6 separate regions of the Mus musculus genome follow, and all the other regions are linked to region 5. A link is a loop called in an ENCODE intact Hi-C map of the cell type or tissue named here. Cell type or tissue: left cerebral cortex. All regions are shown on one strand.

What was found. Peaks named below come from ENCODE experiments on the same cell type or tissue, not always from the same donor. Only the 100,000 strongest peaks of a DNase experiment are listed, where the experiment ranks them.
Region 1: a loop joins it to region 5, with 2.3 times the contacts of the local background. A loop is called at or near these places in 4 of 42 quality-filtered maps.
Region 2: it touches region 5 in a loop (4-fold over the local background); 2 of 42 quality-filtered maps call a loop at or near these places.
Region 3: a loop joins it to region 5, with 2.5 times the contacts of the local background. A loop is called at or near these places in 5 of 42 quality-filtered maps.
Region 4: a loop joins it to region 5, with 3 times the contacts of the local background. A loop is called at or near these places in 2 of 42 quality-filtered maps.
Region 6: it touches region 5 in a loop (2.7-fold over the local background); 4 of 42 quality-filtered maps call a loop at or near these places.

What each region holds. Positions count from the first base shown.
Region 1 is chr11:30,851,459-30,856,458 of GRCm38, reverse strand. It overlaps Psme4 (proteasome (prosome, macropain) activator subunit 4), which reads right to left. Exons shown (of 47, transcript NM_134013.3): 39 at 3,655-3,786; 40 at 3,074-3,282; 41 at 344-429. Among named protein-coding and RNA genes, the nearest start is that of Gpr75, 31 kb to the left of the region's middle. In left cerebral cortex, a CTCF peak has its summit at 2,138; no DNase peak of the experiment used is centred here.
Region 2 is chr11:30,122,451-30,127,450 of GRCm38, reverse strand. Sptbn1 (spectrin beta, non-erythrocytic 1) reads left to right here. Exons shown (of 35, transcript NM_175836.2): 18 at 2,439-2,585; 19 at 3,389-3,652. Among named protein-coding and RNA genes, the nearest start is that of Sptbn1, 95 kb to the left of the region's middle. In left cerebral cortex, no CTCF peak of the experiment used is centred here; a DNase peak (open chromatin) is centred at 2,080.
Region 3 is chr11:30,842,569-30,847,568 of GRCm38, reverse strand. It overlaps Psme4 (proteasome (prosome, macropain) activator subunit 4), which reads right to left. Exons shown (of 47, transcript NM_134013.3): 32 at 3,981-4,062; 33 at 2,236-2,389; 34 at 1,672-1,741; 35 at 46-171. Among named protein-coding and RNA genes, the nearest start is that of Gpr75, 40 kb to the left of the region's middle. In left cerebral cortex, no CTCF peak of the experiment used is centred here; no DNase peak of the experiment used is centred here.
Region 4 is chr11:30,135,227-30,140,226 of GRCm38, reverse strand. Sptbn1 (spectrin beta, non-erythrocytic 1) reads left to right here. Exons shown (of 35, transcript NM_175836.2): 13 at 765-1,635; 14 at 1,726-1,863; 15 at 2,597-3,353; 16 at 4,085-4,287. Among named protein-coding and RNA genes, the nearest start is that of Sptbn1, 82 kb to the left of the region's middle. In left cerebral cortex, no CTCF peak of the experiment used is centred here; a DNase peak (open chromatin) is centred at 2,949.
Region 5 is chr11:30,941,697-30,946,696 of GRCm38, reverse strand. Erlec1 (endoplasmic reticulum lectin 1) reads left to right here. Exons shown (of 14, transcript NM_025745.3): 9 at 2,837-2,998; 10 at 3,599-3,658. Among named protein-coding and RNA genes, the nearest start is that of Erlec1, 9.9 kb to the left of the region's middle. In left cerebral cortex, no CTCF peak of the experiment used is centred here; a DNase peak (open chromatin) is centred at 2,922.
Region 6 is chr11:30,819,205-30,824,204 of GRCm38, reverse strand. Psme4 (proteasome (prosome, macropain) activator subunit 4) reads right to left here. Exons shown (of 47, transcript NM_134013.3): 18 at 4,062-4,277; 19 at 3,132-3,289; 20 at 1,051-1,146. It also overlaps the pseudogene Gm12103. Among named protein-coding and RNA genes, the nearest start is that of Psme4, 50 kb to the right of the region's middle. In left cerebral cortex, no CTCF peak of the experiment used is centred here; a DNase peak (open chromatin) is centred at 2,900.

The DNA.
Region 1 (5,000 bases), 90 kb after region 5:
TATATATATGTATATATAAAAGTTAACAATAATTAAATATTATATGCATATCTGCAACATATTTTCAATGTTAACTACTATCACTGAAGAATTTTCTGTGACAATCTACCTTCAGATGAAATCAAAATTCAACTAGTGCATAAAAATATGGAAAATATCTTTCCCTATCTTGAATGATATGGATTGCTTTAAAAGTGGATTAGGAAAACATCAGGATAAAAAATATCCAAACTTTTAGATTTTGAGACAGGAACTACTCTGTAGGTCCACACATCAACCACTGAATGATGGTTACGAATGATGGCTAGAGGGAACACATATTTTTTTCAACTTACAGTCTTACCTTAAAGAACAAAGGCAGAAGCTGAAGTTGCTCTTTGACTGCTGTAGAAAAAGATCTTCCTGCACTTGCCATAAGCCATTTCAATACTATTTGGAAATAAACACACAGAATCAGCCAAGATATACAATTAGGGAGCACGAAGAATGATGCGATTCTAATGTCCCCAACAGTTACAGTATCTCAAATCAGACTGATTCATTAGCAGTTTAATAAAATCCATGGTAATCAAGTAATTGAGGGTACTAGGGAAGAAAAAAAAAATCTACGAGTTATAATAGCCTGCCAAGAACTTTTAATATATTTCAAACTAGCCAAGAATTCTGAGGCAGCTAAAATAGTGACCAAGTAGCTTATAGTTAAAAAAAAAAAAAAAAAAAAAGCTACTAAAAGATACCAAGTAGCCAAAATATCTTGAAAACTCTAAGGCTCATACTTGGCGATTTTAAAAACTTACTACAAATCCAAAGAAATCAACAGTACAGCGCTGACATGAAGGCATGACCACAAACTAATAGAACACAACAAAATGCAGAAATAAATCCTCACAATGTGTGGTGATCAGGAGCACCAAGTAATGTAATAAAAAACAGTCTTCAACAAGCAGTGCTGGGAAAAGTCACTGTCTACATTCTAAGCAATTAAGCTAGATTCTGACTTTACAGTCATTTTCAAAGTAACTGAAGGCAGACTAAGGACCTAAAGATGAGCCCAAAGTATATTTAAGAAAGATTTAAAAACAAAAACAAAAACAAAAACACAAACAAAAAACAAAAACCCCAAGTCAGCCAAACACAACAGCAAATCTGGCACTAAGGAGGCAGAGGCAAGCCCAACAGAGAAAGATCCTATGGGGGCAGCGGGTTGGGGAATACCAAACCAAACCAAACCAAACCAAAGAAACAATAATAAAACCAACATTTGGAAGATAGGGTAGGGGAAGGAAAAGTGAACAAGAGAGAACATATATTCACAGCAGAAAATATTTATAAGTTATTTACTTAATAATGTATAATAGCAAGAACATATACACAACTATAACTCAAAATCAACAGAATATATGATTTTTAAAAATGGAGAAAAACCAGATATGATGGCACATTAACAGACAGAGGCTGAGGATCTCTGAATGGAAAACCATACATGGCTCCAGGACAGCCAGAAACACCGACTCAAAGGGGGGAAATCTTTCTCCAAAGAAAGTAGACAAAGGACCAATCAAGCACATAAAAAGATGGTGAACATCATTTGTCATCAGGTAACACAAGCCAAATTACAACTTTTCAAACCCATTAGGATAAGTGAGGAAAAGGAGGAAGACCCTATACAGAAATCAAAAAGTACAGAGTAGACAGGATAGAGGATAGCATTTCATAGCAAGACTGTAAAACAGGTGGCCACTGAGAACAACAACACTTGAGCACACCTCACTCTTAGGTTTATACACAGAAACTGAAAGCAGGACCCTAATAGATACTTAGTATATTAGTGGTCAACTCAGGTATAGTAGTAAACCCAGCACTTCAGAGGCAGATGCAGATTGATAAAATTAGCCTGATCTATAAGCAAAGTTCCAAGATAGTCAGAGCTACATAGTGAGACCCTGTCTAAAACACAACACTAAATAATGATTAGAGTGGCATTTTTCAAAATAGAAAAAAGGTGGTAAAATTTCAAATGTCAACCAACAGATGGATAAAGAAAGAAAATGCAGTAAAAATGAATTTCTTATTTATGGTTCAACATGTGGTGGTTTGAATAGAATGGCCCCAATTAATCCACTGGGAGCACTACTAGTAGCTGCGGCCACTAGGGGAAGGGTAAGCTTTGAGGTTTCAGCAGCTCAATTCAGACCTAGTGGCTTGCTCTCTTCCTGCTGCTTCCAGGATACAGATACATCATATCTGCCTGCATGCTGCCATGCTTCCCACCATAATGATAATGGACTAAACATCTGAATCTGTAAACCATCCCCAATTAAATGTTTTCTTTTATAAGAGTAGCCGTAGTCAGTAAAAGCTCTAACTAAAGCAATAGATTAATCATAAAATACTTTGCCAAGTGAAATATGCCAGAGATAAAAGAACTAATATGATCCAATTTGACTGAGAAGAACTACCTAGAACAAATTTTAGAGACATAAGTAAAGGGATGGCTATTAGGAGTGAGGCACAGGGAAGGGAACACAAAGAGTTACTGTGAAATGAGTGCAGACTTTCAGCTTCCCACGAAGAGAAATCTGGACATAGGTGATTGTGGACTTATAGCCTTTAAACTGAACACGCAAAAATGGTAAAAATTGCCTGGTGTGGTGATGCATGCTTTTAATCCTAACAAATAGCAAGAACATATAAACAACTACAAATGAAAATCAGCAAAATATGATTTTAAAAAAATGGAGAAAAATGTAAGCATGGTAGTACACTTGAGAGGTAGAGGCAGAGGAAGGTGTATCTTTGGGAGTTCAAGGCCAGCCTAGTCTACACAATGAGTTCCAAGACAGCCACAGCTACCTGGTCAGACAGTATCTCAAAACCCAAACAAACAAACAAACAAACAAAGCAAGCCCAAACAAGCTAACAGAAAAGATTAAAATTAGAAAACACACATTTTTTTATCATAAGAAAAAGTGTGTGTGTGTGTGTGTGTGTGTGTGTGTTGGGAAAACCATTCAAATGAACTAAAAAGAGCTCTCTGTTTTCAAGTGAATTTCTACCAATTTTAACAACTCACTAGTTTTTAAGAGTTTAATGCCCTGAGTTCGTTCATCTTCTTCACCAATGCCATTTTCTTCCATAACATGGTTCTGAATTTCTTCATCCACATCTGTGAGTGGTTTCAGTTTTTCTAGGACGCGAGCAGTAAACTCAGGGATACAAGGAGATGTTGTTGGAGCAGTATTTGGCAAAGAAACATCTATCATAAATATGTAGGTCAGCACACTGTTAAATAAAACACAGAAGAGTAGGGGGTTTGACATGAAAATTAAAACTGAGGTTCAAAAGTTACAGCTCAGCCAAACTTTTCAAAAGATAATTCCCAGGGAGGGTCTCTGAACACTCCCAGTGTAAGATATGCCATACAATTTTGAGGGGCAACCCTGTAGTATGATGGCTGCTCTCATTGGTGGCTTCTGAGTACAGTGCTCCCAATTCATATTCGAAGTCTTGTTTTTCAAAACATAATAATGATCAAAACATGAGGCAGACAACAGCACACTCACTGGGAACATGACCAGTAAGTATGTACTGTTAGTATTAAAACTTAACTACAAAGACTCAAGACATAAAACCAAAAGGAAGAACTACACATACCTTCCTATTCTTTCTCTGACATTTTTGTAAACCTGGGTGAGTTTTGGTTCCAAGTACTTCAGAAGTCTGTGCAATAGTTCAGGGACTCTCCACTCTTGCTGGGCAAGGCCACCTTGTAGCACATAGAGTCGGCTACAATGAAAGGACAGAGACATTGTATTACACACTGCTTTTCTATGCTGAAAGTATAAACAATGCCTGTAATACATTTCAATCTTTTCCTGCTTTCTCTTGGATCACCACAAACAGCTTCTTCTCACTAAGTATACCATCAACAATTCAAAATAGTAACATCTTGAAGACTGCCTTCCACATCCCTTTTTCTATTTTTCTCTATTTTTTACCTACTTTTTATATTTACTACATTCAAAATGTTTAAATATATTTTTAGTGGTACTATATTTACTACTATTAAGTTTTGTAAAAGAATATCCATTGACCTTTCTTTTAAACATTTATTTATTATGTGTGTATATGAAGTAGGGTTGGGGGCACATACATGCTATAGCATGAGGGTGGAGGTCAGAAAACATGTCTGTGTTAGACTATGTCTCCTTTTAGCATTTGGTCACCATGTGGGTTCTAAGAATTGCACTCAAGTTGTCAGGCTTACAGGCAAAAATCTATATTGCTAAGCACCTGACCTAATGTTTTGAGAATAATAATTTAAGTGTTCTCACTAATGAACATACCTTTATTATAATTTAAAAAAAAGATTTATTTATTATATTTGTATGAGTACACTGTAGCTGTTTTTAGACATACCAGAAGAGGGGCACCATTTGGTTGCTGGGAATTGAACTCAGGACCTTTGGATATCTCCAGTCCCACTTTATTGTAATTTTTTTTTTTTTTTTTTTTTCGAGACAGGGTTTCTCTGTATAGCCCTGCTGGCTGTCCTGGAACTCACTTTCTAGACCAGGCTGGCCTCGAACTCATAAATCTGCCTGCCTCTGCCTCCCAAGTGCTGGGATTAAAGGCGTGTGCCACCACCACCCAACCACTTTATTATAATTTTTATAATAGCTCCTGCTTTTCTCCAGCTTCACAAAGTCTGCTAAGTAAACACTCCTTTATATGTGTCTTGTTTCTGTGGTGATAGAGTATACGACCATATACTATAAACTATATTCCGGCCCCTCTTCTTTGTGTTTTGGTAAAAGAGAATATGAAAAATAAGATTATGACAAAGGGGTTATTATATTCCCTCAAAAGCTGTGACAGCTCAGAAGGCTGGGTGACTTATGTTAGAGCTGGCACACTGCTTACAAAGTGAAAACACCACAGCCGTTAAAAGAAATTCATCATTTAATTTAGCACTTGGATAATCCATTTCCTGTCTTTCT
Region 2 (5,000 bases), 820 kb after region 5:
TAGACCAGCCTTACATTTGACTATGTTTTATGATGGTAGTTATTTACCTAGTAGGCAGAAGTTACTGTTACTAGCTGTTTGTGTTCAAGGTCTAGAGAATCCACAGGTTTGTTGCCTCCTCAATACCCCCCCCCCCCCCACATACACACACACACACACATACATACTCCTTTTCTCCTGGGTGCCTTGGCTAATGGAAGCAAGAATTTTAAGATCTGCCTTTATTGCCCCCATAAGGACTGAGGGCAGCCATTGTACTTGATACAGTTAAAACAGGGACCCACTTGCTCACCTCAAATACCTATGTAGGGAACATCTTAATTTTCACAGCGTGGTTTTGGTGGAGTATAGATGATCTGAAAGTTGTGGCTGGCTGGTTTATTCTCTTAGAGTGTACTTCTGACTTTTGAAGGTGAATTGGTTTGGTTGGTTGGTGGTTTTTGTTCTCTTTCCCCAGGAAGTCAGTACAGACTTGTTTGGCACAGGACTGAGTTTTGTACTGAGCCTTGCTCAGTGATTAAAGCTTTTTTTTTTTTCTTTTTCTTTTTCTCTTTCTCTTTCTTTTTCTTTTTCTTTTTTCCATCTGCACAGTGATTTTTGGTTTTTTTGGGTTTTTTTGCAGAGAATGAGTATATTCTGACATGACCTTTGTGAATGCCTGAAATAATCACTTAGCTCTAGTTCCAGAATGGTGACAGAGGACCAGAATACTAGCTAGTTCCATAGCTCTACAGCATTGTGCTGGTCTGCATGATATCTGTAGGATGATATGTTCAACAAAGAGCACATTGGTTTATAAGTGTAATTTTTATGTAGTGCTTTCTCCTTTTAAAAACAAAATCCTACTTGTGTGTTATGAATAGTGAAAATATGTGTATGTCCCTGGCACTTTCGGTCAACAAATATCCTCTATTGTAGGAGACCTCTCTCTGTGCTACACAGAGGGATTTTTATCATTTGGTTTTCTTCATCTCTCTCTTTTTTTTTTTTAGATTGGACAAACGTCCTTCGTATGTCACATTGTAGCCATTTAGATTGCTGGGAAATAGTTAAATTCTTTTTTAGTTGAAAACGTGCTATCTTTACTGTTGTTTGACCAATCAGTGGTCTTCCATTACAAAAGATTTGCTTTGACCTTTGCTCCCGACAGTTCTCCTTCATGAAAGATGGAGCTAGTACTTAGAGTTTTTGTCCATTCTCAAAGTCAGCAGTTCTCTTGTGACCCGCTTTGCCCTCCTTGACATTTTATAAAGAACAGACCCACTGCTGTTGAAGCAAATATATGGAGAAGCCTTTCCCAGCAGTACCAGGGTATTAATGAAAGGCTTCAGAAACACGGATACCGTAAAGGCGTCTTTGGTCTCCTGTGCCATTGTAGACTTTGAGACATGAAACCATGGAGATATTCAGGTGCAGACTCACAGGGAGTAGTGACTGCTTTAAAAGTAATCTCACTTTCACCCACCCAAGTGGCGGTAGATGGTCCCTGAAGGACTCCATTGTATATCTCTGGCCTGGGCACTTATAGGCAAGCAGGACCAAGCAGGGTCTGACTTGGGATAAAAGCCTGAAAGAGGTCAGAGCTTGGTTTGGCCAACTCCCATTCCAAGCCTCTTATAATTTATTTTAGTCTGTCAGCAGCTGGCAAGCTTTGTGTGGCTTTCTAGTATATATGGTTGGTCTCGGAGTCCAGTTCTGTGAAGTGTTCTTAGTTTGAGTGGAAGGTTCCTTCGAGAGTTAGAGGCTACAGAAAAACAGGTAAAGGTGATTTAGAGTTGACAGAAAAAAAAGAATGGCTGTTGTCATTGCATTAGTTCCACGGTGAGCAAGTTGTTTATGTTCTTTGACATTCCCACACATCACCCAGTAGATAAATGAGCAGGTTTGTGTGTTGTTTGGTTCTTGGTTTTTTGAGATAGGATTTCTCTGTATAGCCCTGGCTGTTCTGGAACTCACTCTGTAGCCCACAGTGGCCTCAAACTCACAGAGATCCACTTGCCTTTGCATTCCAAGCACTGATACTAGAAGCATGCGTCACCACTGCTGTGCAGATTGTTTTAAAATACATACTTGCCAGATGAATTAAATGATAGTCAATGGTTAGCTTGCTATAGCTGTCACAGGTATCTGGGGGAGGAAACAGCTTGTGTTTTGAACTAGTAAGAGCAAAACTACAAACACAAGCTTTTTAGGGAAAGCTGGCCAAGAGTGCAGTTGAGTTTAAAAGCTGCTTTGGAGTTTTTATACTTCTGGGTTCAATGTTAGGTCCACCATTTATATCACACTTAGCTACAAAATGGGTCAGAGGTGCAAAGTAAAATATTTGCCGGTCTGTTGACATGGAAAATGTCGACACGGGTGTAATCCTTTCTGGGTCGGAGTAAAAGGTTTAAATCTATGATGACAGCTTCTAAACACTTCTTGCTGTTCTACCCTAGCTGTCCCTCTGGATCAATGAAAAGATGCTTACAGCTCAAGACATGTCTTATGATGAAGCCAGAAATCTGCACAGTAAATGGTTAAAGCATCAAGCATTTATGGCGGAACTTGCATCCAACAAAGAATGGCTTGACAAAATTGAGAAGGTGGGTTAAACTATTTGGTGAGACCTTTCCCTCACCCTCCTTTCCAAATTGTGGCCTTGGTAAGGAGGAAGACATAAAAACTTAGGGAAGAGGGAGGAGAGAAAATGAATTCCTTTTATTTGAGGGTAGAGCCCTATGTCATCACAGTCAGTAACAATCCCCTGCTTCCACTTAGTTTCTAACCTGATGTCTGTCCCACAGCGGGCAGAGAAGCAGAGACCCAAACAAGTGGCTTAGTTTATCTTTCAGTGGCTACCAGATGATCAGATCAGTTGCTACTGGTGGACCATGTCCCTTCCTTCCTCATTGCCACTGGCCATAAACCTGTGTTGCTTTATGGGCGGCTTTATCAGATACAATTACATAAATTTTAAAATGCAATATGCTTTAAGTCTATTAGGGGTGGTGTGACTACTATACACCAGGCACTAACTATGTTAATCCTTGCAGTGTGTATTCACATAGGGAAATTCTGTGCAGTGTGTGTTTCTCACGTTCCTGTCCCTTCACTATCATTCTCCTAAGAATTAAAATTATGTGTTATATATAGTCTTTAGAGCGTGAAGTTGTAGGTTATTAACAATAAATTGCCCAATTGAAACTGTTAGAGCATGCAACACTTAATTGCTAACAAAGACCACTGTTTATTTTACTGAGCACTAACTTCCTGGATGAATGTAGGGAGTGTGGATGCAAGTGGGGCAATCACAGATTAAATGTCTCAGAGTTTGAGTTTTGTTTTTTCACAGTGACATTTATTCTCTTGCAAACTATTTTTAACCTCATTGGTTTATGTTCTCCAGGAAGGAATGCAGCTTATTTCAGAAAAGCCAGAAACAGAAGCTGTGGTAAAGGAAAAACTCACTGGTTTACATAAAATGTGGGAAGTCCTTGAATCCACAACCCAGACCAAGGCCCAGCGGCTCTTTGATGCAAATAAGGCTGAGCTTTTCACACAAAGCTGCGCAGATCTTGACAAATGGCTACATGGCCTGGAGAGCCAGATTCAATCTGACGACTATGGCAAAGACCTTACCAGTGTCAATATTCTTCTGAAAAAGCAACAGGCAAGTGGGCAAGGCAGTATTCTGTTTGGGCTATGCTCGCTTCATGGCTTTCCCCTTCCTCTCTACAGATCAAGAGTCTTTTCCTTTGCTCTTCCATGGGAAGGGATTTTACCACCAGATAAGTGCTTACCCTGCCAGCGGTAGACTTTTTCAGAGTCATCTAGAAAGACTATAATTAGTAAAACTGTTGAATGTCTGTGCATAGGAATATTTTCATTTAACATCTAGTTGATGCGTATTATTACCATTCAGTGGTTGAGTGAAATCTTCACCTGTATGAGTGAATAATCATATTTATCTTCTTTCCATGTAATATCTTAAATATCTTCACCTGTATGAGTGATAATCATATGTATCTTCTTTCCATGTAATATCTTAAATAGGTGATGGTTGGGCTGAATTGTCTGCTCTCTACTCTGAATTACTCTCTGCTTGGTAGATAATAGAGGAAATAACCATTTTTTTTTTACATATTGTGATAGGTGATTCTAAGGGCAGGTGAATTTACTCTGAATTAATGAGCAAACAGTTTAATACATCATCAGATATGGGCTAGAGAGATGACTCAGTGGTTAAGAACATTCACTTCCAGCAGTCCTGAGTTCAATTCCCAGTATCCATATAACGGCTCACAACCATCTACAATGGGACCTTATGCCCTCTCCTGGGGTGTTTAAAGACAGCTACAATGTACTCACTCATATAAGTAAAATTAAATAAATCTCTTTTTTAAAAGTATGTCACGGGGAAGTGAGAGATGGCTCAGCTGTGAAGAGCACCAGCTACTTTTCTAGAATACCTACGTTCAAATCCCACTGCCCTCCCATAGCTGTTGGTAACTCCAGTTTCAGGGGACCCAGTACCTTCTTCTGGCTTCCACATGCACTTGGCACACAAACATACATGTATCAGTGGTATGGTTTGAGAAGATGACTCAGTCAATAAAGTTGTTTTCCTTGTAAACTAAGGATGTGCTTGTAATCTCAGTGCTAGGGTGGCAGAAACAGACCATGTGCTCCAGGCCAATGAGACCTTGTTCAAGAGAAGGTGGGTGGCATTCCTAAGAATATCACCTGTGCTTACCTACTGCTCGCCATATGCAATATACACAGACAGCCACACTGTCACAAACACTCTTTTAGATTTTGGTTTTTTGGTTTGGTTTGATTTTTGAAACAGGATCTATAGTCCTAGCTTTTCCTGAAACAGTGGTGTGGTGGGTGTAGGCCAAGCTGGCCTCAAACTCAGAGATTTACCTGCCTCTGGCCACCAAATGCTAGCATTAAAGATGGCACCACACCCAGCTACACTATTTCTCTTTAAAGGTAGTAGTGGTCCACTTTTCCAG
Region 3 (5,000 bases), 99 kb after region 5:
GGTAATCACTAAATTTTATGAAAAGAATATTTCAAGCATAATTACCTTAAAGAGGCAGAAACGCCGGGGACTAAACTTATCTCTTCCTTTTCTGTCTTCTAAAGATAGAAATGTGATTAACTGCTCAACAAACTTAGGATCAGAAAAACGATCATATATAATCTGTTCTGCCTATAAAGATGAAAAAAAAAAAAGAACAATGTTCAAAGTTTAAAACCTACTTAAGAGCACAAGACTTATAGTGATAGTTTTGTTCTGGAGAATTTTCAATATCCATAGAAACTATAGTACTTTCTAGAATGAAAATAGTAAATGAAATTAGATGCAAAACTAAAATGCAACTCTAAAAATATTTACGTTTTTTCCTTTTCTTTCCCAGATTTGGATGTCATTTTTCATAATATGAATTAAAACCAAAAAATGTTCTGTTTGGTAATCAGGACTAACACTTTTGAGCCAGCTGTGTGCAATGTATAAGAACCTTCTAAGTATAAACCAAATTCTACCAAGCCATTTCCATCTTTGTATAACACCAACCTTTAAAGAAAGGTCGGTGAGCATCAGGAAATTTAAACATCAACTTGAAAAAAACTTAGCTCCCCCCATTAATTAATTAAATTAACTAACTAATTCAATTTAAATCAAAGCCCTCCCTCCTCCAAGGCCCCCACCCCTTCCTGGGTACCAACCCACCCTGGAACATCAAGTCACTGCAGGACTAGGCACATTTTTAGGGGAACAGGATTCACAGGTAGGCAACAGAGAGACAGCCCCTGCTCCAGTTGTTGGGGGACCTGCAGGAAGACTGAGCTGCACATCTGCTACATATTTGCAGGTCTAGCCAATGTATGCTTTTTGGTTGGTGATTTAGCCTCTGGGAGCCCCCAAGGGTCCAGATTAGCTGCTGACTCTTGGGTCTTTATTTATAGAGTCCCAATCCAACTTGGCTTTTTAAAGTGAATTAACTTTCACAATGATAATGAAGTATATTCGATGAAGAAATTTTTGTTTCATTTTTGTGGTTTTGTTTTTTTTCTTTCCTTCCTTTTGTTTAGTTGATTATGGACAGTCTTGTTCTACAGTCCAGACTGGTCTTGAATTAATACCAGTCCTCCCTTAAAAGCCTTGAGTGCAGAAGTTACACTCACTCTCTACCATACCCAACTTAACTAAAATATTTGTCTTTAAAATCTAGATATCTGCTCAGTGGTAAGAATGGCACTGTTCTTCCTGAAGGCCTGAGTTTGTTCCCATTACCCAGTGCAAAGGGGAACCAATACTAATACCTCTTGCCCCCCACCTACAACCAGGTGCAGACACCTATACACAGATACACATAATTTAAAAACAATAAAAATAAACCTTAAAAAAATAACACCTATTTCCCAAGAAGCCATGACTTATACACAGTGGAAACCTAAATTGGTCATTATGTTTGCTCAAGAGCCTTGTATCATCCAGAACTAACACAAGCAGCCAGCAGTACTGTTTAGAGCAGTACTCAGTGGGATGTTGAATTCAGTAGTAACTTAAGGGCAACCTTGAAAATGTTAATGTGGTGTCAATTAGCACCCGAGTGATGGAACACTAGTAACATTTAAAAAAGGACTTAAGATACAGCTAAACCAGCAGTCAAGATCCAATTAAAACCACAATGGAATGAATGCTTACCTCTATCATATCCTCCCTGCTTCTGCCAAGTTTAGGCTGTTCTTCCACACCAGCATAAACAACCATATTCCTACACAGTAAGAGTTTTATTTATAACGTGAACAGAAGAGAATGATACAGCTTCAATGGTAAATGTTAGGAGGTATTTTTAATAACTTCTGATAAGAATGAAGTATAGGGATATGAGTAGATTATAATAGTCTCCTGCTATAAAGTCTACAGATCTCCATGTTTTGGTAACAAATTACAGGACTCAACAGTGAGAGAAAAGTGCTCTGGTTTAGACAAGTATGTTAAAAGTGTGTTAATACATAGGAACACAATTTAGAGCAGCTGTCAAGAGCCTACCAAGCCATATAGCATGGCATTAACAAAAACTCAGAATTGTAGTGTAACTACTGGGAAGAAACAAAGCACAGATTTCGCAGGAACACAAAATAGGAAGAAAGAAGGAAAGGCCTTTAAAAGTGACTGAACCTAGGAATTAGATCTAACAAAATAAAGTTTACCAAAAAAGAAAAAAGAAATGTTTAATGATAAAGTGGGAGGTGAACCGTGACTTACTTTGGCCAGTTGTAGTATCCCCAGTGAGTTTTTTCAACAAAGCAACTTGACTCCCATTCTTTTTTTGTTCTTGGTATATTTTTACTATCATAATGCAACCAATGGTTATCAGGTCTATCACCAGCAAGAATTTTGGTAGGTTTAGGACATCCACCTAAAGAAAAGGTATTCAGATTCAATAACTTGAAGACAGTAACTCAGTAGCTGTTCTAGACTTTCAATACACAATCCTTCAGTGTCATTTTATAGCCCTTGCTGGCCTAGAATTCAAAGACCCACCTGCCTCTGTTCCCAAGTATTGGGATGAAAGCCATGTACCACCATGCTCTGACTATAACTCCCTTAAAAATGTTTGCATAAATCATACATATACATATGTATTTGTGTGTATGTTAGTATATGTGCATATGCCTGAGGTTAGTTACAGGCATCCCCTTGGAACTAGCTCACAAACAGATGTGCACTGCTTGATGAGGGTGCTGGAAATAGAACTTGGAAAAATAAAACATGTTTATAAATACTGAGCTATCTCTCTAGCTCTACCTGCAACACTTAAGAAGAAATCACATTAATATTGTCTTTATAAAAGATCACATATTATTGTCTAAATGGCTCACTAGGTAAAGTTACCTGTTAACAAGCCCAGCAGCCTGAGTTCAACCCCTTGACCCCTATGGTTAAGAGAAAAAAATTGACTTGTACTTTAACTGCTACATAAATGTGATGGCATATGTGCACCCACTTACACAATTACAAAAATAAACAAAAGGCATGAGTAAGGCCCTGGACCTCAGCCCTGAGACAAGGCCAGGTGGGAGGGGCCGAGTCTCAGGAGGGCATGGGATTTTAAGCTGGCCTGTTGAGGGAAAGATGGATTTGGGATTGATAACTGCTAGGAGAATATGATGTACTAAATTAAAAGGGTTTGTTAAAACATTTGGTTCTGAATTAATTTCAATCTTACAAAGCTCAGGGATTTTTTTTTACATTGTTCTTTGCTTACAGTCCTCATATTTTTACACATTACCCTATGTATATTTTAACATATTCTTTCTCCCTACACACACACTTATTAGAACTGTTTTATGAGAGTTGCTCTCATGTCTCTACACTCCACAGTACAGAATGCAAAAGTAATACTGTTCTTTTATATATCAAAATACAGTTCTCAAAAACATTTTTTTAAATTAACACTAATTCTGTGTCATTAATTTTATCAACACACCTTACTAAAATTTTAGTTATTTATCCTCATGCATGTCCTTTATCTCAAAGAATAACTCTTAAGAGACATTTTTCTGTGGACTATTCTAATCTACAATTAAAATATTCCCCTCTCAAGACATTGGTGCACGCCTTTAATCCCGGCACTTGGGAGACAGAGGAAGGTGGATGGATCTCTTGAGTTCGAGGCCAGCCTGGTCTACAGAGTGAGTTCCAGGACAGACAGGGCTATACAGAGAAACCCTGTCTCGAAAAACAAAATAACAATACATACATACATACATACAAACAAACAAACAAAGGGGGGAAAATCCTGAGAACACAGTAAGAAAAGTAGAAGATCTTTTCTAATCTTCCTGCTCAGAAAGAAAGACTCAATGGATTATGTTAACACAGCTCAAGCTGACTTTCGAATTCTGGACCTTTCTACCTGTGCTACCACTCCTGACCTCTGTGAATACTCAGAGAAATGTTCTAAGTGTTATTGAAAAGCACTGTTATTTACTTGAGGTACTACTTACTGATTTCATAAGGGTTGATAGTCAGCTTTTTGTGAGTTCTCTTTAGCTGCTTGAGAATACCAGCAACAGCTGAGATAGCCATCTACAAACAGGTTAACACACACATATCAACATTTTGGAAAAAAAAACCTCTCTTACAACATTCTGTACCACAGTAGAAACTGATTCTTTTCTTCAAAAACACCTCCTCCCAAAAGGAGCCCACATTCATTCTTGGTAGGAGTGTAAACTCATGCAAACTCTAAGGAAATCAGTGCAGGAGTTTCTCAAAGATTAGGTCCCCACAGGACTCTGCATTCTATCACAATGATACCTGTGCATCTATGTTCAATGGTGCATTACTGACAATAGCAAAGAAAGGGAATCAGCCTCCATGTCCATCAACAGACAGATAATAAAAATGTGCTATGCATATAAGTGAAATTTTACTCAACCATAAATGGAAAAATGACATTTACAAATGGATATGGAAACAGTATTAAGAAAAGTACCCCAGACTTAGAAAGATAACCAACACAAGCTGTCTTTTATACAGATCCCAGCTTCCAATTTATATACAAGTTATTTATGTACAGTGAGCATGAGTATATAAGTCATGATGCTGGAAAGGGGACATGAGAGGGGAAAAGGCTGTAAGGAAATGGAAAAAAACGGGATGGCAAAACAGAAGATTTGAAAGTGGGAAGGGGAATACCAGGCGAAAGGTTATTGGATAAATTGGAGAAATTAACCAAGAAAGTACGCATGAAAAGTTTAGGCTCTCTGAGATGGCTCGGCAAGCACAAGCACTTGCTGCACAAGCTCAATGACCTGAGTTCAGTCTGATCCTCCAACCCAACAGTGGGAACTGAGACCCATCTCCCAAGGGTTGTCCTGTGACTTCCACATGCATGCTGCAGTGATGTGTGTGTGTGTGTGTGTGTGTGTGAGAAATATACTGTCTACCTGTTGGCACTGATGGGAAGAACATAAACATTCAACTAAGAATGTACTAGCATCTCCACCTTGGAAGCTCTGCTG
Region 4 (5,000 bases), 810 kb after region 5:
TGAGAGCTTTAGCATCTGGTAGTGTTAATGTTTTCAGTCCATACTCGTTAACGATGTGGACCGACAGCCTACTGTGGTTGCTCTAGCAGCTCTCAGCTTTGACACCTAGTCACGTGCTATTGAGGGAGAAGGACTGGGCCTTGCTTCTTTAAATAAGATGGGCAGAGGTGGTGCACACCTTCTTTTTTCCCCAAAGGTTTATTTATTTATTATATGTAAGTATACTGTAGTTGTCTTCAGACATGCCAGAAGAGGGCATCAGATCTCATTACGGATGGTTGTGAGCCACCATGTATGTGTATGTGGTTGCTGGGATTTGAACTCAGAACCTTGGGAAAAACAGCCACTGCTCTTAACCGCTGAGCCATCTCTCCAGCCCAGAGCCTTGCTTTTTTGTTTGTTTGTTTGTTTCGAGACAGGATTTCTCTGTTGTCCTGGCTGTCCTGCCTCTGCCTCCCAAGTGCTGGGATTAAAGGCCTGCGCCACCACTGCTTCTTAAGAACTAAGTAAACACAGCTGCTTCCATATGATACGTGTGCTTTCTTGATTTGTAAGTGATCTCTTTGTCTACAGTTGGGCCAAAAGTGCAGTGTTCGTCATAGCCCTTTCTTCCTGTCCTAGTCAGTATGGCAGGAAGTGACTGTTGCTCTTTATATGACACTGCTTAGACGGGAGCCAAGCTAGAACATGGAACATAGTTTACTGTCTGCAAATGAACAGGGAGCTATTGGAGACTTAGCATTCTTTCCTTGGTGTTAAAACAGGCTACAAGCCATGTGACCCCCAGGTAATTCGAGACCGTGTTGCCCACATGGAGTTCTGCTATCAAGAGCTTTGTCAGCTGGCTGCCGAGCGTAGGGCTCGCCTGGAAGAGTCCCGTCGCCTCTGGAAGTTCTTCTGGGAGATGGCAGAAGAGGAAGGCTGGATACGAGAGAAGGAGAAGATCCTGTCCTCTGATGATTACGGGAAAGACTTGACCAGTGTCATGCGCCTGCTGAGCAAGCACCGGGCATTTGAGGATGAGATGAGTGGCCGTAGTGGCCATTTTGAGCAGGCCATTAAAGAAGGTGAAGACATGATTGCAGAGGAACACTTTGGATCGGAAAAGATCCGTGAGAGAATCATTTATATCCGGGAGCAGTGGGCCAACCTGGAACAGCTCTCAGCCATTAGGAAGAAGCGCCTAGAGGAAGCCTCATTACTGCACCAGTTCCAGGCTGATGCTGATGATATTGATGCTTGGATGTTAGATATACTCAAGATTGTCTCCAGCAATGATGTGGGCCATGATGAGTACTCCACGCAGTCTCTGGTCAAGAAGCATAAAGATGTAGCAGAAGAGATCACCAACTACAGGCCCACTATTGACACACTGCATGAGCAAGCCAGTGCCCTTCCACAAGCACATGCAGAGTCTCCAGATGTGAAGGGCCGGCTGGCAGGAATTGAGGAGCGCTGCAAGGAGATGGCAGAGTTAACACGGCTAAGGAAGCAGGCTCTGCAGGACACCCTGGCCCTGTACAAGATGTTCAGTGAGGCTGATGCCTGTGAGCTCTGGATTGACGAGAAGGAGCAGTGGCTCAACAACATGCAGATCCCAGAGAAGCTGGAGGACCTGGAAGTCATCCAGCACAGGTAAGTGAAGTTACTACTACCTGGGTGCTAAGGCGATGGACTGAAACATAAGCCATTAAAGTCACTACTCTTTTGAATTGCTTTCCTCAGATTTGAGAGCCTAGAACCAGAAATGAACAACCAGGCTTCCCGGGTTGCTGTGGTGAACCAGATTGCACGGCAGCTGATGCACAATGGCCACCCCAGTGAAAAGGAAATCAGAGCTCAGCAAGACAAACTCAACACGAGGTATGCATGGCATCAGCAGAGCGCCTGCTGTCCCTGTGTGGCTCTGGTGAGGGTGACAGTGCTTGCCCAGCTTTGCTGTCAGAAAAGAGTTTCCTGCACAGGTTCACATCCTTGTAGCATGGATGTCATGACAGCAGCATCTGCTTTACCAAGTATTCTCATCCATGTTTTGCAAGAAACAGCTTTTAAAGTGAGGTTACATTATTCAGGACATGAGTCAGAGTCACCCAGTACCTAACTTCTCCTCAGATTAAAATTAGAGCCTTGGTAGAAGACAGACAGCAAGATAGAACCTGTCTGTGTTGTCCCTTTAAGTTGAAGTTAGGGTTAGAACCCTAGAGCAGGGTTCTATAATGAAGCTTGATTTGCCAAAGATAGCATCAGTTGTCAGGGCAGACCCCTGTCCTGTTCCTGTCTGTCTGTGGAGCAGACATCTTTGAGTAGATTGTTCAAAAGTTTACCATCAGTCTGGCTTGGGGAAATATTCCTCCAGAGCAGTTTTGAAATGTATGATGCATACAGCAGGCACGAATTACTAGACCCTGTGGGACTCCATTGCACTAAGCCATCTGATTGACATTTACTGGGTGACATGATTTAAAAGCACACAAGTAAAAACAGAGAAAGTCAGAGAAAGATGGGAAGGAGGAAAGTGAGGCAGCTTCAACTCTGGCTACCCGTCTCAGGATCTACCAGACATTCTGATCCCTTCTTGTGCTGTCTACATTCACAGGTGGAGTCAGTTCAGAGAACTGGTGGACAGGAAAAAGGATGCTCTTCTGTCTGCCCTGAGCATCCAGAACTACCACCTCGAGTGCAATGAAACCAAATCCTGGATCCGGGAGAAGACCAAGGTCATCGAGTCTACCCAAGACCTTGGCAATGACCTGGCAGGTGTCATGGCCCTGCAGCGCAAGCTGACTGGCATGGAACGAGACTTGGTAGCCATTGAGGCGAAGCTGAGTGACCTGCAGAAAGAAGCTGAGAAGCTGGAGTCCGAGCACCCTGACCAGGCTCAAGCTATCCTGTCTCGGCTGGCCGAGATCAGTGATGTGTGGGAGGAAATGAAGACAACCCTGAAGAACCGAGAGGCCTCCCTGGGAGAGGCCAGCAAGCTGCAGCAGTTTCTGCGGGACTTGGACGACTTCCAGTCTTGGCTCTCCAGGACCCAGACTGCTATCGCCTCAGAGGACATGCCCAATACCCTCACTGAGGCAGAGAAGCTTCTCACACAGCACGAGAATATCAAAAATGAGATCGACAATTATGAGGAAGACTACCAGAAGATGCGGGACATGGGCGAGATGGTCACCCAGGGGCAGACTGATGCCCAGTATATGTTTCTGCGGCAGCGGCTGCAGGCCTTAGACACTGGCTGGAATGAGCTCCACAAAATGTGGGAGAACAGGCAAAACCTCCTCTCCCAGTCCCATGCCTACCAGCAGTTCCTTAGGGACACCAAACAAGCTGAAGCTTTTCTTAATAACCAGGTAACGTTCCACATGGCCTGGCTTCCATCCTGTTGAAACAGGCCCTGGCTGATGTTGGAAACTTTTGGTTAAGTAGCAGGCTTAAGCCATGCCTATATGAAATTAGATGTGTTATTTTGAAACGGATGCCCCTCCACCCCCAACTCTTCAATGGCATTGAAACCCATCACGCTGTAAAGACCTAGAATTGAAAATTTCTAAGGAAGCTCTTTTGTCTTCCAAAGTATGATTCTGTGGTAATTACTGTTGAGGTCTATATAACTCCTTATTTAGTTAGGCAGTGTTCTGTGGCGTGCGGGCTCAATTTAAAGAATACAGTGAGCAAGTTTTGGGGGATTATTTTTTGTTCTAGAAAGATCAAGAATTTCACCCAAGGATACAAAGCAACTGCAGATGGCTGCCAGTGTCAGGGTTATAATCTCTCTTAAGAGAGTACAGAGGGTCTGCTGCTGCTTCTGTGGACCTGAGAGGACTCTTCTAGCCAGCAGACCAAGCTTTGCTTATTGTAGGAAAACCTATTTATATAACATTTACCACTTAGAGAAATGGAGCGACTAATGGATTATCCTTGGGCTAGGCTGTGTGTGTGTGTTATGTTTGTCTGTCAAACTTTTAATTTTACCCGCTTCATAAATTATTTTGTGGAATGGAAATACAGTGAAACAGTCCTTGTAATTTCTTTGTTAATATGTAATGTCATTTTGGATTTTTTTTTCCTCTTTTAAAACAAGGAGTATGTTTTGGCTCATACTGAAATGCCCACCACCCTGGAAGGAGCTGAAGCAGCCATTAAAAAGCAGGAGGACTTCATGACCACCATGGATGCCAACGAGGAGAAGATCAATGCTGTTGTGGAGACTGGCCGAAGACTGGTGAGCGATGGGAACATCAACTCCGACCGCATCCAGGAGAAGGTGGACTCTATTGACGACAGGTACAGCATTTTTGAATGTTGGAATTGAACTATACTCTGGACTGTTAAACTTCCAGCCACTAACGCAGAGTCCTTGGGACTGTGGGTTTGAGCTTCCCAGAGAGCAATCTATAGGTATTTATCAGAATTGCATCAACTCATCCAACAAGTGAGTGCCTGGTACGTGGCTCCCTTAGTTTGATTCTTGTGAAGTGTTTATAGATGTCCTCAAAAGAAGGCCTCGAAGCCCGTCCTCCATAAGCTGTACTCTTGCAGAATTCTCATGGTGGCTCACTTGAGGGGACCTTGAAAGCCAGAGTTTTCCTGGCCCAGGCCATATTCTCCTTCATCCATGTGACATTCTTCAGGCACCTGTAAGGAGAAAGGAAAGAAGGAAGGTGAGACTTGCTTGTCCTGAGCACTGAAGAAAGCTATGGAGAGACAGCATCTGCCCTTTATTAAAAAATGGACATAGCTGGTGCTGTCATATGCTCTACCTGCACACCCTAAGATGATAGAAAAAGATATTTTCTCCTAGTCTAGGGCATTCTCCAGGATTAGACAGTTGGGCATCATCTCTTCTTCTTCCTCTTCTCTCCTAAAAGCTTGTCTCCCTAGTTTTTAAAGGTCTGTGTTTTCTGTATCTGAGTCCTGCCCTGTACTGGTTAAAGTACAGAGGAGGCCTGAGCAGTCCAGTGTTGAGCTGCACTGATGAGAGTCATTGTGGGCTGCTC
Region 5 (5,000 bases):
TTGATCCCAGAGATACCCCTCACCCTGTTCCAGTTGTCTCTCCCAGTCCTAATTCCCTCCATCCTCCCCCTACCACATTCATCCTGTTTCCATCCCCACACCCACTCCTACCCAGTCCCCTCACTTACCTCCACACCCACGCCCTGCCTGTCCACTCAGGATGTCTATTCTTTTTCCTCTTCTCAGTGAGATTCAAGCATTCCTCCTTGAGCCTTCCTTGTTACTTAACTTTATTGAGTTTCTAGACTATAGCATGGAAATCCTTAGCTTTACAGATAATATCTACTTATAAGTAAGTACATGTTTGTATTTCTGGGTCTGAGTTACCTCACTCAGGATGATCTTTTCTAGTTCCATCCATTTGCCTGCAAGTTTCATGATGCCATTGTTTTTAATAGCTGAGTAATACTCCACTGTGTAAGTGTATCACATTTTACTTATTTGTTTGTTTGTTTGTTTGTTTGTTTATTTATTTATTTATTTATGTCCATTCTTCAGTTGAAGGACATATAGGTTGTTTCTAGTTTCTGGCTTCTACGATAAAGCTGCTTTGAACATAGTTGAGCAAGTGTCCTTATGGCATGGTAGAGTTTCCTTTGGGTATATGCCCAGGAGTAGTATAGCTGAATCTTGAGGTAGATCCATTCCCAGTTTTCTGAGAAACTGCTAAATTGATTAAGTGAATATAAATTGGAAAGGAAAAAGTCAAAGTATTGCTGTTCAAAGATGATATGATAGTATACATAAGTGACCCAAAAAAATTCTACCAGGAAACTTCTACAACTGATGAACAAAATGATATAAAATTAACTCAAAAAGTAAGTAGCTCTCCTATATACAAAAGATAAACAGGCTAAGGAAGAGATTAAGGAAACAACACCCTTCACAGTAGCCACAAATAATATAAAATATCTTGGTGCAAGATATTTTACAAGTAAAAGACCTATATAACAAGAACTTCAACTCTTTAAAGAAAGAAATTGAAGAAGATCTCAGAAGATGTAAAGATCTCCCATACTCATGGATCAGTAGGATTAACATAGTAAAAATGGCCATCTTACCAAATGCAAGCTACAGATTCGATGCAATTCTCATCGAAATCCAAACAAAATTCTGTATAGACCATGAAGGAGCAATTCTCAACTTCATATGCAAAAACAAAAAACCTAGGATAGCTAAAACAATCCTTCTGGAGGAATCACCACCCCAGATTTCAAGCTGTACTACAGAACAATAGTAATAAAAATCCCTCATGGTATTGGCATAAAACAGAAAGGTTGTTCAATGGAATCATACTGTAGACCCAGAAGTAAATCACACACCTGTGCACACTTGATTTTTGAAAAAGAAGCCAAAATTATACAGTGGAAAAAGAAAGCATCTTCAAGAAACGATGCTGGTCTAACTGTATGTCTGCATGTAGAAGAATGAGGAATAGCCTTAAACACATTGGCATAGGAGATAACTTCCTGAAAAGAACACCAATAAATAGCTCAAACTGTAAGTTCAGCAATTAATAAATGGGACCTCATGTAACTGAAACTTCTGCAAGGCAGAGAACACAGTCAGTAAGAAAAATGGCAACCTATAAAATGGGAAAATATCATCACCATCCCCACATTCAATAGAGGGCTGGCATCCAAAATATATACAGAACATAAGAAACTAGACACTATGAAGCCACATAGCCCAACTAAAGGTGGCATACAGATCTAAACAGAGAATTCTCAACAGAGGAATCTCAAATGGCCAAGAAGCACTTAAAGAAATATTCAACACCCTTAGCCATCACGGGAATGTAATTCAAAACAACTAATATTCTGTCTTAAGCCTGTCACAGTGGCTAAGATCTAAAGCTCAAGAGACAGCAAATGCTGGTAAGGATGTGGAACAAGAGCTGAGCCAATGCCCCCTTAGTTCTCATAGCCCAAACTGGCCTCATAGTCTAATGAACCAAGTGGCCAAGGATGACCTTGAGTTCCTAAACCTCCTACCTCTGCTTCCCAGGTACTAGAAAACTAGAAGCCTGCACCACCACACCTGGCTAGCAACCACTAAAAACAAAACAAAACAAAAAAGCACCTTTGTTGTTTTGACTATATGAAAAAGAGTAGTCATTGATTTCTAAGAGAATAACCATTCAAGGACTCCTATAAGCTGAAATAGATGTAAAAGAGTCACACTCTATTACATGACAACTACCATATCAACTGAAAAAGGAGACAGCATATCCACTGTAAGTTAGTAAGAAATTCTTTACTTCTCAAGTTCAAGTGTTGATCATGAGTTTCCTCTTGTTAAAGTCCTCATATTTCAATTCTTCATCAAAGTCCTTTTCATCCCTTCCTTTACAAGTCTGTAGTTGTAATTCCCTTATTACTTTAGATCTACTTGAGGAAATTTCAGGTTCCTCCAGAGCAACAACCAGTCCAGCTACGTTTAAGTAATCACAACTGATGATACTATTCACTCCCGCCAACTCCTTTCCCCCCCTTGTTAACTTAGCTTTACCCTTAAGGGCTTCTACAAAACTAAATGTAAGGATGCAAAGCTTAATAAGTCCCAAAGTACTTTACTTTACAAAAGGAAGACAAAAATGCATAAAATGGAAATTTTCCCTATATGTGCCAGAGGATTATCATACCTGGTACTTGGAGGTAAAACTAACATTTTTCTAGACTTTTTACTATTGTCACAAAGTTCCCCTTTATTAAAATATTAAAATTAAGTGGGGAAAAAACTTTTCTAGATTTCTGTTTGGTTTTAAAATAATAACAAGCTATAACTGGAAAACATGTGATAGAACCCATAAGCATGTCTGTCTGCTTAATTTTAGGAAGATTTGCCATCTGCTAAGGAAGAGAGATTTCCAGCCATCCACAAACCTATTGCTGTTGGCTCTCAGCCAGTGCTCACTGTTGGAACAACCCACATTTCCAAGCTGACAGATGACCAGCTCATCAAGGAGTTCCTAAGTGGCTCTTACTGCTTTCATGGGGTAAGGAAGTGAAACTGTAATTTAAATGATCTTACAACCTTACATGTTGCAGTTACCTAACCCATGTCCATTAAGAGCACTGAACACAAGGGCCTGTAGAGAAATCACAGGATCGTGCCATCACCAATGGACATTTCCTGTGTAGTCACCTGCCCCCTCCCATACCGCCTTATCCACACCCATTAATTATATTCTCTCTACTCATAAAAGTTTGACATTTCCTATGGCTGTCTTGTATGATTTTGGTTGATGGTTAAAATGGGCATCAGTGATTTATTTCTCACTTTTTGGTTATGCAACAATCAAGAGTTCAAATGAGCTACGTTTAAAAGGTAACGTTTGCTCTGACTCTTAATACCAGTGTAAATACACTCAAAGATGTTTTGTTTTGTTTTTAAACAGGGACTCACATATAGCCCTAGCTATCCTGAAACTCACTGTAAACACCAGCCTGTCATGTTTTGGTTTTGTCATTTTAATTTTAAACCACACTATTGATTTTATAACTCATAAAAAGTATATATACTTCCCACTATCATGTGGCATTGTTATATCAGTCTCCCTTCTCTGTGTATAACTTTATCTATTTCTTTCCTTTAGGGTGTTGGTTGGTGGAAATATGAATTCTGCTATGGCAAACATGTACATCAATATCACGAGGTATAGAGTAACAACAATCCAGGTCAATTATTTGTTTTGTTGTCCTGGAGCTCAAACCCAGGGCCTCCTAGATATGTCAAATGTTCTTAACATTGATCTGCATCGCCATTCCTGGATTCACGTTTTTAAAGGCTGTGACCGCTGGAGATTTGGCTCAGCAGTTAAGCATGTGTACTGTTCTTGTAGAGGACCCAACTTTGATTTCCAGCACCCACGTGAGGCAACTCACAGCTGCCTGTTAACTCCAGCTCTAGGGATCCAGTGCTTCCTATGCCTCTACAGTTACCTGTACTCAAGTGTCCATCATACACGTAGACACACAATTAAAAATAAAGAAATCTTTTAAATCTCCCGTGGAAAAAAAAGACGACTTCAATACTACTTTTAATTGTGAAGTGATTTTTAATGTGGTAATACTAGCCAGAGTATTCCCAGTTTTTAGAAACTGGAAAACTTAGTATTAACTGATTTCAGTCACCTTGAAAGAACATTGCTTGTTAACTATCTGTGTTCTTAAACTACCCTGAGCCTAGTAAATTAATAGGCTGTTGGGGCTGTTCTAATTTAGAGTTATTCTGATAATTCATCCTTAAGAAATGAATAAATAGTAGGATACTACATTGATTACAGAATTAATCAAACTTGGTAAATGTACCACCTTTCTCAGCTAGAAGAAAGTATTATTTCATCTTCTGTTTTTTTGTTGTTGTTATTGTTGTTGTTGGGTTTTTTGTTTGTTTGCTTGGTTTTTTTGTTTTCTTTGCTTTTTTGGTTTTTTGTTTTGTTTTGTTTTTGAGATAAAGTTTCTAACCCAAACTACTTAAAAACTCCCTCTTCAGCTAGAAAAGACATTGAATATCTGATCCTCCTGCCTCTGCCTACTTAGTACTAGGATTACATGCATGTCCTAATATGCATGCCCCCTTTTAAAATGGTGCTAGGTGTCAAACTCAGGTCTTTCTACATGCTAGGCAAGCACTCTATGAACTGAGCCCCATCCCCAATCCACTATGAAAGTATTCTAATGAGCATTTTAGATAGTTACATTAGTGTACTTTTTCAGAGTTTTGTTGTTATTACTTGGTTTGGGTTGGGTTAGGTTGAAAGTTTTAAATTTTTTTTATTGTTTTGGGTTTGTTTAGGGGCTTTGGTTTAGGTTTTCAGGAGTTTTTCTGTTTGGTTGGTTGGTTAGTTAGTTGGTTGGTTAGTTAGTTGAGACTGGGTCTTAATACTCAGAATGTCTTGATTACTCAACCCCCAGAAGTACTGGGGTGAAAGGTATGCACACTGAAAAAAAAATGCCTTCCAGAAAGTTAAAATAACTATTTTAATGACTCTTTCC
Region 6 (5,000 bases), 120 kb after region 5:
TCATTGGAGAGAAAAGGTTCAAAGGGCTCTCATCTTTAAATATATTTCAAAGTTAATCTTTCTTAACAAAAATGAACATTGGCAAAATTGTTCTTGTATCCAACTATAAGATAGACGAATGAAAAAAATCTAATTTTTTTCAAAGACTCACCAAGTTCTTAAACAAGCTTAAAACAGATTTTGCCTCCTAAAATTACACTACTATTTCTAAACTTAATACTCTGTGATGATAAATATTTCTAGGGTGAAATAATAGGCAATATGTTTTGGAAAGTATAACTCCAAATGACCATACAAATTGGTCATGCCCCCAAACACTTTTCCAGTAAAGCCTTTTATGGTTCTATTAAAAGACAAAGAGCAAAAAACAGCAAATAATTTCTCTAATCCCAATTTTTAAGGATAGCTACCTACTCATTTTTTATGTGATCTTCATTAGCTTTCTCAGCAATAAAATAGATGCTGGGAGAAATTTCACAGTAACCCAGCTGCTAACTCCTCATGCTAAGCAGTGCTCACTTCACGGCCCCTCCACTTTGCACAGCCCAGATGGCGGCACCAGCAATGGGTTAAATATTCTGCATGATATACCAAAAAGCAACACTGAAGAAAATATTAGTAAAACCACTCTTCTATAGGACTTGTTTTTGGCTGCAGGATCCTAACTCGATGCTGACTGCTGGCAAAATAGGATTTGTTTTGTTTGTTTGCTTGCTTGCTTTTTTAAAAAGAAGTGTATTAATCTTAAATTAATACTTCCTAACTGTTGTTTTAAAATGTACTAACCTGTAAATATATTTTACCTTGCAACCATATAAAAAAATCTGGATAAAAACCTTTAACAATTTCACAGACCTAAATTATACCTTAGGTATTTTGTTGGTTTTTTGCCCTAAGAACTACAAATATGAAAGATTAAATAATCCAGAAACAATATCAAGAACAAAGCAGTAGCCCATGAAGTAAGTAAACTTAAAATATACTCAAATGTCAAAAGAATAAAAACATGTAGGTTTTTTGTTGTTGTTGTACTGTTTTGTTTTTACTTACAAGTTAGTAACTGCCTCTCCTTTCAATGGAGGTAGAAGGTTCCCTGAACCAATCAAGCAGCTGTGTACTATAGTCAGACTCTGTAGAATATCATCTCTAGACAATACAAAAAAATATAGTCATTTTTAGAAAATACCTAATGCATTTTATCAAATTTATCACTTACTGTTAGAACACAAACATATTTATTGTTAATACTATGCCTACTTATACTTAGTCAGGCTTTTAAGAAATAATCACAAATAATAACTAACTGCACTCTGAGAAGGACAGTTTAGTTTAATTAACCAAATACAAAGATCTCTACTACTAATAAAAAATAACAAAAGAAAGCATGTCTACCTTATTTCAACTCTTAAACTTGGAATAGGAGGGTAAATAAAAAAGAAAAAGGGGTTAAAAAAAATCTAGCTACAGATGTGCTTCCCAAGAGCAGTTTAGAGCTTAAGCACTTCCGACGTCTGAGGAATGTTAACTATTCAGTATGGTGGCGGAGGTCAATAAACTGGAACTGATGGTCCAGAAAGCTGACTCTGATTTGGACTACCTTCAATATAGGCTGGAATATGAAATCAAAACTAATCACCCTCATTCAGCAGGACAGAAAAATGCAGTTGCAATTTTAAAGGAATTATCAGCAATAAGGTCTCAATATCAAGCTTTATATGCAGCTTTAAGGCAGTTTCTGTTGAGCAAAGAGACCAAGAGCTGCATTTGTGGTATTTTGAACAAGACAATGACCATGATACAAGAACTACAAAAGCAAACAAACCTGGAGCTTACTCTACTGACTGAAGAAGAGAAAGCTGTGACAGAGCAATTAAGTCTCACATGCCAGACTTATAAAACAGAATGTGAAAAAGGAACTCTGATGGAGAAAAGATCAATTCCAGAGATTCAGCAAGATGTCTAGAGGTTGGGGGCTGATGAGGAAGTCTGACATTTTCCTTGACTGAGAGGATCATGATGCATTTCATGAGGAAATTGTAAGAAGGGTAGATACCATAAGACTGAAAACCAAAAGAATGGAATGGGAATAAAGAAACGTAAATACTGATATATATATAAAGCAGTCTAGCACACTGTATAAGTCAGTGTTAGTCAATGAAACCTCTTCCTCCAAATCTTACCTATGTCTATTAAAAATTTCTGGCATTTGATAAACACTAAATTTCTTATTATTATTTCTGGAACTTTCAAAATTTTAAACTATAAAGGCCCAATGGATTAAAAATAACTATTTCTTGTTAAATGCCTATGGGAAATAAAGAAAATCTCAGTTAAATAACCTCAAAAGTCAACAATGAAAGCTACTAAAAAGAATGGATTTCTATGTTCAGTAGAGAGATATTTCCTTTGAAAGGAATATACCTTATCTATACTTTCCAATACAAGCAAGTAGAAAAGTGTTTCTGCCAAAAAACTGGGAGGGTAATAAGGGGTCAGTTTTTCTATTTAAGATGTTTAGGGAAGCAGAGAGTTCCTGGTCTATATGGCGAGAAACTGTCTCAAAATAAAACAAAAACAGAAAAATAAAATATACACAAACAATAGAAAAACCCTAAAATGTTTAGATGGGGCTGAATTATGAGTACAATGTCTGTCTAGCATGCCTGGGTTTGATCCTCAGCCTTGCGTGACCCAGGCAGGACAGGACAGGAATCAGAAGTTCAAGGTCTTCAAAAACCCAAGCTAAACCACACACCCAAAACAAGAGTTGAAACATTCACGAATTTTGTTACATAGTGTTCAATGTTTTTCTCAGTACATTTAATGCACATTTTAAAAACAAACACTGATTATGTTTATGTATCATGGGGCTACAGATGGCTCAGTTCCCAGAAACCACACGGCGGCTCACAACCACCAAGTCCACGTTCCAAGGAACCCAAAGCCTTCTGTGATTTCTGCAGCCAGTAGGCACGCACATGGTATAAATATGCAGGGGAAGCACTCATGCACATAAAATCAAAGAAACCTTCAAAAGAAGATTTAAAAAAAAAGAGGAAAATACATACATCAGATAACAAAGTTTGGGGCAGGCACTGAGGTTTGACAAATAATAATAGAAGAAAACTAACCTAGACATTTCAAGTTCTCCATCTCCACAACACTGGAGTTTGATAAGCTCAGGCTGAAGAAAGGAGTCTAACAAATAGAAGGCAAAAGAGACTTCTTCTGAAGAAGGAACATGCCACTGGATCCCCAGATTCCACAAATCTCCAGGCTTACCCCAGTCCTAGAAAAGAGAAGCTTTTTATTTAGTTGTTAAGCTGGAGAAAAACATGTATATACAATACTTCTAAAGTTTAAAGGCAGACATAGAAATAATATGAGCCAATATGTGCAAAAGAGACTCATAAAAAATTCATTTTTATTACTCCTGAATGTCTCCCTAAAAGCCACTTAATAAGCATTTACTGTAGGAGAGAAAGCAAGTTTATATGAAGCCAGCTAGTTCAGGATTAAAATTATATATAACTCTTGAAGTTAGATATGGCATAGCCACTGCAGAAAGGTAGAAAACTACCCAGGCATTAGCTATCACAGCACAGTAGTAGTTGACACAGGAAGATCACAACTTCAAGGCCAACCTAGGCTACATAGCAGGAAGGAAGGGAAGAGTTTTAGCTCCATGACAAGTTAAAAAGCACAAGGTTACTACTACATCCCAGTAACAGCTTTAAACACTGTACTTTAAAACAAGGAATTGGAGCTGGAGAGACGGCTCATCAGTTAAGAGCACTGAATGCTTTCCCAGGGCATAGGGGTTTACATTCCATCACCCATGTAGTGGCTCAAAATCCTCTAACTCCAACTTCAGATCCAATGCCCTTTTCTAGCCTATGTGGTACCAGGCATATATATGCTTCAGGCACACTTAATAAATAAACAACAACAACAAAATTTTTCTAAAGACTGGACATTTCTCTACACAGCAAGGAGAAACATCTCTGATTAACTTAAGAACCCAATAGAGTCTTTAATTCTAAATGGCTGAAAATGCTTGCCTTGACAGGGAAGTATTCAGAAGGCGGCTTGTTAAAGCCCCCCGGAACACTGCAGTACTCTGTAGGGTAGATTAGTGTGGTAGAACGAAGAAGATGATGCAGAAGGTTGCAAGACAGCGTGTAGCCCTGCTTACAGGTCAGGTGTAAGGTTCGCTGGAGAATCTTTACAAGCTGCTCCCTATACAGAAGTAACTTCTTCCCGTCTACACGAGTAATCTGAAAAGACAGGGAAAAATACTTGAAGGCATTTGGTTTGAATCTAGAATAACCAATTCAAGGTTCATTCATACTTGACACTGCAGTAGCTTAAAAACAATGTTTCTGTAAATGGCTCTAACTCATTTTAAAATCATTTTAGAAGTGTCATTTTTAACTATACTTTAGTAATGTTTTTTTTTTAACCAAAACACATATTCTAACTTTATGCTTTCATATGCCAAAGTAACATCCCTTTCAAAAGAATCAATATATCTTTAAAGGAACAAAATATATGTATTTAAATTTCTAAACTATCTCATAAAGAAAACTCAAGTTTGAGTGGTGATCAAATTTTGACTGTAAAAGATTTCTCAAGAGTTGGCATGGTGGTGCCCACCTTCAGCTTCAGCACTCTAGAGGCAAAGTCAGGCACATCTTGGTAAGCTGGAGACCAACCCGAGCCACAAAGTGACAATCATCCCCCATCAAAAAACAAAACAAAATAAAAATTAAAAATTCCAAATATAATAAACTCCCAAATGATAAGTTATCCATCTTTAACAGAAAAGTGAACTCAGAACATTTCCATCTTATTTGACAATGACAGACTTTTAAATATTTCATCTTCCTGAAGCTAAAGCTTGGTGGTGTGTCCCTGTAAACCCAACACTCAGGAGGGCAAGAAAGAAAGATTACCATGAGTTCCTACATATTGGAAATATAATGATACCTTGTCTCATC